2 separate regions of the Mus musculus genome follow, and region 2 is linked to region 1. A link is a contact called in ENCODE Hi-C or POLR2A ChIA-PET data. All regions are on one chromosome and are shown on one strand. The core of a region is the stretch at or near the end of the contact, and the rest is flanking DNA. Distances in the headings are between cores, read along the strand shown. Region 1 holds the start of Nectin2 (nectin cell adhesion molecule 2). Region 2 holds the start of Bcl3 (B cell leukemia/lymphoma 3).

Region 1 (3,566 bases), core at 257-2,756:
TACCTCTCCAAGTGCTTCGAGGACAAAGGCGTGACCAAAGGAGAGATAAGGTCCCGAAACCAGGAGTTGGGACTCTTAGCGCTCCAGCCCCGCCCCGCCCCTCCCAAACTAGGTGAAAGCGATACCGGAAAACTTCCCCAGGGACGTTGCCACTCACAAGGAAAGGGGGAAGGGGAGGAAAACTGCAAACCTCCCGGGCTCTGACTCTACCTGGGACACAGCCGACTAAGTTCCCAATTTCAGGCTACGTCTTTAAGCCTTTGATTATATTTGGGGGCAGAGGGGTAAAGGTCAGAGTCCCTTGATCATTAAATTCCATTGCCTACAGCTAAATCCGAACCTGCCAAGATAGTGCCTCTGGACCCTAACTGCACCTGGACCCCAGCGAGCAGAGCTCTTTGCCCACAGTTAAACCCAAGACCCACAAGTTTGAACCCCTTTTCTCCAATTCTATCTAGACCCGGGTTAGGCTCGCCTTCTGAGATCCTGGAGGCAGAACCTCTTAATTTTCCCAGAACCCAGGGGTCAGTGTCTGTAAACTCCCTGAGGCTTGCACTCCAGACTCACACCCTTCCTGCCCCTGAGTGCCCCCAACTCTCATCATTGGTTTGCCAAGGGCTCCCAAAGACCGAACTCATCCCCCCCCCAACACACACTCGTCTTGGGAACCTCGACTGTGGGTCCCCTCGCGCCCAATTCTCCCCGGGCCTCGGATGCCCAACCCAACAAGAAGGAAAAGAAAAAAAAGGGGGGGGGGTGTCGTCCCTCCTCACCATCACGACCCTCCAGCTAGTGTGAGTGGGGGGAACATTCTCCACATTCCTGAGGGGGGAGAGCAGAGACGGAAATCCAGATTCCGGATAAGTGATCAGCACAGGATGGGGAGGATTTAACCCTTTCCACGCCGAGGGAGGTGGAGGGGGTCAGAAACCCGGGTTAGAATGGACACTTGTGATTACGCGAGGTGCAGAGAGGGAGGTTAGGAGACTCGGAGAGAGAGCCCGGTGTGTTGCGAGAATCTCGATCAGTAGGGCCAACCTAGAAGGGGGCACGAGGGAAAGGGGCCTCGGGGAGCTGGGAGTGAGGTGGGGGACGATGCCCCGTTCCCTCCCTTCTGAGGACTGACGAAGGCATCCGCGCGTTTTCACCTGTTTCCTGAAGCAGGAGCAGTAGCAGCGGCAACAACGGCAGCGTCGGTGACAATCTGGACGGCGGGAGGACTGCGGCCCGGGCCATGGGGGGCCCGGGGAGGGACTGGGCCCGGGCAGGGGGTGCCTAGGGACCACTCTTCGTGTACCGATCGGCTGGGAGGGCAGTCAGGGGTCTGAAGTGTCCGGCTCCAGGCCGGCTTCCGCCGCTCACGGCTCCCCGGATCAGTTCGTTCGGCCCAGCTTTCCCTCGCCTGGCTCTCAGGATCCGCGCCCCCCGGCCCCTCGCTTAGCTCCAGCGGGCCGGACTCATGACGTCACAGGCCCCGCCCCTCTTCGCCAAGCCGATCCTAGGGCTCAGGCTCCGCCCCTCTCAGGGCTAAGACCCCGCCCATCCCGCGTCCCACACCTGTCTGGCCCCACGATTCTATCTCCGCCTTCTCCTGGAATTAACTATTTGACCACGCCCACTCGACATGGAGCCACGCCCACACACAACCCGGGAAGACCCACTGCGCCCCCTACTGGTCACTCTAATGAGACGCGGTCACACCCCCTTCTAAACTTCCGGTCGCCTCCCACCAGGAGAAGCCATGCCTTCTCGCCCAGACCACGCCCCACTGCCCTCTGGTTAGCCTGAGTATGTGGGCTCTCATAGGGCCTCCCTTCCTGAGGCACCGCCCCTTGGTGAGGCCACACCCCTGTCCCAGCCTTTCTCCTAGTCCTGCTGCTGTGGTAGGTCGGGGTCACTTCTTAGTGGACCCCATTTCTTTCTGATCTCTGCCCTGGGTTCTCGTGTCGCCGCATCATTTCTTTCCAGATTTCTCCTCTTTCTCTACCTCTGAGTCTCCCTCCGCATCCCCATGTTTCTCTGTGGCTCTGCTCTGGTGTTTCTTTGTCTGTCCATGTGCCTATGTCACTTAGTCCCCGTGTCTCGTTGCATTCCTTTGACTGTGTGCGTCTCTCTTTGCGTCCCTGTCACTTTCTGTTTCTTGTCTCATAGTTTTTTTCTGTGTCACTCTTAATATTCCTGTCCCTGCATCTGGCCTCTGCGTCCCTCCCACCCAGTATCCTTTTTTTATATCGCAGCCTTCCGCGAGGGGGCAGCATAAACCAACCCAGCAGGCCGAACCCCGCTGGGTGGGGCTGGACCAGTCAGTCTGTCCTCTGGCCCTACCAGTCCCTTCCGGTTGTCCTTGTCCCACTTTCTCTATCTCACCAGAATCCTGTGGTCTTTGTGGCTGGTTTTGAGGCGGCCCTTTTGTCTCTTCGTAGACGCTCCACCCTCCCCACCCCCACCCGCCTTTTCACATTCCCAGGGCCGCCGAGTGGAGCTAATGAGAAGGTCCACTTGTTGGGGATGGGGGAGGGGAACAGGTACTCCGCTGCTGAAGTACCTGACAGCCAAATCCTCCCCAAGGGCCAGGCATTTGGGGGTTTCTTGTGAGAGAGCCACCTGGGCTGGGGTAGGGCCCCTTCTCCACCGGCCACATACATGAAGCCCCTCTCCCATGTGGCAAGGCCCAAGGAGTGGACCCTGGCTCTGACCAACTTGCTTTCCACTCTTGTTAATGCTCCTATTTGTTTGCTTGCTGATTATTTTGTGTGTGTGCAGGCCGTGCTGACTTCTGAAGGGCAAATAACAACTTGCTTTGAGTTGGAAGCAGCAAGTGGGTGCCGGGGCCCCAACTCACGTAGCCAAGTTTGGTGGCACAACCTTTGAAGCCATTCCACCCACCTTGGTTTTGTTTTATGAGATGGCATCTCCTGTCGTCCTGGCTAACCAGCCAGGGATTGTAGGCATGCACTGACTCCAAGTTGAGCTAGCTCTCTCCTTTCTGAGCTGTTGCCACACCCCTTTAACAACATTGTTGATAAAGGGTTTTAGCTTTGTCTGCCCACCAGGCCCTCGTGTAAGTCTTCTCCCAAGCAGTCCCCGATCAAGCCGTGGAGAAGGAAGGGGAACTGAGTCATGGGAAGGGAAAGTGGCTTGGTGCCAAAGGTCAGGGTTATGAAAAGAGGCAGGTCCACAATGGACACTATTCAAAATTCTTTTGTTGCTCACAAGAATCTTAGGAAGGGGGTCGGGTTGGTGCTGCACAACTGTAATCCCAGTACTTAGGTGGCAGAAACAGAAAGATCTCACAGAATTCCAAGCCACTGTGGTCTACAGACCCAGTTCTAATCAGCGACGATCACCACGTGAGGGTCACCGTGTGTGAAAAGTAAACTAAGGCACAGGTTCTTTCCAAACCACCGCCAGAGAAGGAGCAGTGTGAGGTTTGTTGGTGTTTATAGTAGCTATGCAACATGACATCCAGATAATATCTCAGGTTTGCAAGGAACGTGGCATGAGGCTAGTGGTATAAATGACAGACACTGAGTAAATGCTCTGTAGCTTCCAACTTTTTTTTTTTT
Region 2 (3,841 bases), core at 1,234-3,733, 73 kb after region 1:
CTTCAGGTCTTAGCATCCTCCCAGATTCCCCATTCTCAATCTTATGTAGCCCAGGCTGACCTTGAACATCAAATACAGCTGAGGATAACCTAGAACCCTTGATTCCTCCTGCCTGAATCTCCTCAGTGCTGTCCTGTATCACTTCACCTACTATTAGATTTTTTTTCTTTAAAAAATAGAGATTTATTTTCAAAGTTTCTATGTATGTGTGTGTGTGTCTGTGTATGTTTTGTGTACCACATTTGTGCGTGTGCCCACAGAGGCCATTAGAGGGCGCCAGATCCTCTTAAACTGGAGTTAACAAGCAGTGGTAAGTCCTCACAACATGGGTTCTGGGATCTGAACTCAAGCCCACTGTAAAAACAGTGAATACTTTTAATGGCTGAGCCATATTCCCTGTCCCAACCCCCCCCCCCCCCACTTTTTAAAGATCTATTTTTAGTCACTACTTTTTAAGGCTGTATTCACTTTTTTAATGCATATGAATGTTTTGCCTGAGTGTGTACCACATGCCTGCCTGACCCTCTCAGAGGCCAGAAGAGGGCATTGCATTCTCAGAACTGTGAGCTGAAAGATGTGGATGCTGGAAACAAGCTCTAGTCCTCTGCAAGAGCTCCAGAGGCTTTTAACCACTAAACCACCTCTTTGGCCCCCATCCCTTCTTTGAAACGTTGTGTCACTATGGAGCCCAGACTGGCCTCAAACTCAAAAAGATCCTCCTGCCTCAGCTTCCCAAATGCTAGGATTACAGGCATGCAGCACCATGTTGACTACCCCAGGTTCTGTTAGCTTCTCAGACTTGGCCCTCAACACCCAAGATAATGTTCTTGTTCGTGCCCCTCCTCCCTGCTCCTGCACCCTCCATCCCTCACCTCTAACCTCCATCCCTCACCTCTAGCCCCCACCCCTCACCTCTAACCCCCACCCCTCACCTCTAGTCCCCACCCCTCACCTCTAACCCCCACCCCTCACCTCTAGCCCCCATCCCTCACCTCTAGCCCCCATCCCTTACCCTAACCTTCATTCCTTATTCCTATTCCTTCCTACATCACATCTCTTCTCTCACAAATGTCTGACCTCCATCTACAGAAAGGACCCTTAAGGGCAGAGAGAGCCCTGTCACCACCCAGCAGGGGACTTCAGTTATAAGATTACACTGTGAGTAATTAGCTGAAGGAATAAATGACAAGCTAATATCTGGGTGTAGGGGATCTGGGGAGTTGGGGCTGTCAGAAAACTTGTCCTTTAGAACCCTTTTGGATGACAACGTTGGGAAGGGTCATTGCACAGATGGGGAAATGGAGGGCAGGGTTCTCATCAGATGGAGAAGGTCTCTTGTTACATAGTGTCCTCCTGCTGGAGCATGATAGGTAGTAGCTGAAGAACCTGGAGGGCCCAGAGACCTCAGCAGCGCTGGGGTATTTAGCAGATAGTAATGTGCCTACTGCAGGTGGATGTCCCTTCCTGGATATAAAAGTTGAAGAGAAAGGTATCCGGTTTCTTGCTGTCTGACCAGCTCTGGGGTTCCCTTTCTAAAGTCCCCCCTTCCCAGGTCCCCGAATCCCTCTCCTTGGACCGAAGCCCTTCAGTTTCTAAATTCCTTGTGTTCCCTCTCTTAGAACCCTCAGTCCCCAAGCCTGCCCCTAGGGCCACCTGACCCAGGGACACTTGTGAGTGCTCACAACTAGCCTGCAGAATGCAGTCACTATCGCCCTAAGACCTCGGTTCCCAGGATTTTAACCTACCGTATCAGCCTCCTTGGATCCTGGGTCCATTTCTATTCATCTCCCCATATCTGCTTACCAGAACCCCAGTTTCCAAGGTCCGAGTGACGATTATTCATAGTTCTGAACATCTGGTCTCTCCCAACCAGATATTCTGCGTCTCTGGAGTGTCTTGGGATCCCATATCTGCGACACTGGACGCTGTCTTCTGACCCCCATTCCCCAAGGCCATTTGACCCTTGGGCACCTGCCTGGGTGAACTTCTTGGCACGCCCATGGCTGAGCTCCAGGGCCTCTCAACCTCTTTCCTAGCTGTCTTTGGGTCATCAACTTGCACCCTGGAGTCCCAGCTACCAGGAACCCCAACTATTTGTGTCCTGTGTTCTGCTGACCTTAGGTGGCCCCCACCCGGCCCTGACTTTCATGGGGGAGGCCACTCACCCTGGTAGTAAAGGGCCTCCGGCCTGGCCACACAGTGGGGGGGCCCAGGGACAACCGGGACGTCGCAGCCGCTGCGCAGGGCGTCCAGGGGTCCAGCGGGGCTGCGCGTGGTTGCGGGCTCTGGGGACGCGGGGCGCAGCGGGCGTTTGCGGAGTGGCAGCGCGGCGCCCGGGGTGCCCTTGGGCCGGGTGCGCAGGTCCACGGGCCCCTCGTCCATGGCCCCCGCGGGGCATCGGGGCATCGGGCCGCCCGGAGACGCCGGGGCGTGCGGCGAGCTCGGCACGGGAAGGCGGTCTCGCCGGGCAGCGGGACTTCCCCTGCCGCCGACTGAACTGAAGGGACTTTTGTCAGTCGGGGCGGCGCCCGCCTCCCGCCTCCCCGCCCCCGGGCCCCCGGGGCCACCCGTCCGCCCCAGGGGTTTCCTGGACCCGCGTCTCGGAGGCGGAGCTCCTGGTCCCCACCCGCCACTCTGCTCATTGTGCCTCTGGCCGGGAGCTCTGTCTGGGTCTGAGTCCTTGAGATTCTCACATCTTCTGTCTGTCTCTCGCTTTGTTAGACTGGAGCTCCTGTAGCCCAGGCTAGTCTCGAACTCACTATGTAGTAGAGGGTGGTCTTGAACTTCTGTTCCTCCTGTTTCAACCTCCTGAGTGCTGAAATGACACTTGCACTACTGTGCCTTGATCTATTTGTCTGTCTGTCTATCTATCTATCTATCTATCTATCTATCTATCTATCTATCTATCTATCTATCTATCTTTCCAGCCAGCCAGCCTGCCTTCCTTCCTTCCTTCCTTTCTTTTTTTCTTGGACCATGGATCGAAGGCTAGCCTTAAATTTGCTGTGTAGCGGAAGATGACCTTGAACTCCTGATCCTCCCTCCTCTACCTCCCATCTCGCCTGGGACACCATAACCGGCAAACGTTTCTGTTGGCTGGTGGGGGGGGGGGGAGGCTCCTGCGTGCTAGGGATCCATACTTCTAAGCCCCTCCCCCAAATCCCCCATCTCTGAATCTCTTGGCTGTGTCTGGCGATCGCTTCTACTTTTGTGAGCACCTTCCCCTCCCACTGGTCCCATCTTTCCTTTAGTATTTCTGACTCTTTCAGCCATCTCCCTTAGTGCCAACTCTGAAGTCCTTAGAGGCCACAGGGTTGCTAGGGCATGGGTCTGAATCCTGAGTCCTACTTCCTCTTGGGTGACCTTGGCCATGCACTTCTCCCTCTGAGCCGTTTCCTTTTTGCAATGCTGGAGCCTAGGAGCTTGTGCACTTGAGCGATCTCCCAGCCCTCTTTGCGTTCCGTTTTAAGACTAAGCTGTTCGGACTGGCTTTGCCTTTGTTCTGTAGCCCAGGATGGCTTAGAACCTGAATCTTCCTGTCTGAGGTGGGATGCAGGTCTGCACCATCAGGGTGAGCCCAGACTCACTCTTTGTGCGAGAGAAAAGCCCAGCCCAAGGCAGAGACTGGTTCTTGGCAGAAAGTAGCCACCCTCTGCCTTCCTCATGCCTCCTAACTCGCAGGGCACAGGATAGCTAGGGGTGCAGGAGAGCTCTGAATGTGTCTCCTTGCCAGGTCCCTGCACCCAGCCAGAGGCCTCAAAGAACGAAACGCCAATGAATCCCAGATGCAGAGAGAGAGAGGAGATTTGGAGACAGATCCTGAGAGATGCAAGTGTAGATA

Evidence for each region. A loop is a pair of places that touch in the nucleus more often than their neighbours do. ChIA-PET counts read pairs that join two places held with the same protein, here RNA polymerase II (POLR2A).
Region 2: POLR2A ChIA-PET joins it to region 1 with 11 read pairs in Patski. The contact joins the promoter of Bcl3 here to the promoter of Nectin2 in region 1. A Hi-C loop is called at or near these places in 2 of 37 maps with a recorded cell type or tissue (ES-E14 and mouse trophoblast stem cell). POLR2A ChIA-PET finds 5 or more read pairs at or near these places in 4 of 5 experiments (Patski and embryonic stem cell).

Annotation. Positions count from the first base shown.
Region 1 is chr7:19,748,067-19,751,632 of GRCm38, forward strand. It overlaps Nectin2 (nectin cell adhesion molecule 2), which reads right to left and starts at 1,507. Exons shown (of 9, transcript NM_008990.3): 1 at 1,149-1,507. The coding sequence starts at 1,236. It overlaps Gm34744 (a long non-coding RNA gene), which reads left to right and starts at 1,504. Exons shown (of 3, transcript XR_881878.3): 1 at 1,504-1,883.
Region 2 is chr7:19,820,272-19,824,112 of GRCm38, forward strand. It overlaps Bcl3 (B cell leukemia/lymphoma 3), which reads right to left and starts at 2,484. Exons shown (of 9, transcript NM_033601.3): 1 at 2,166-2,484. The coding sequence starts at 2,406.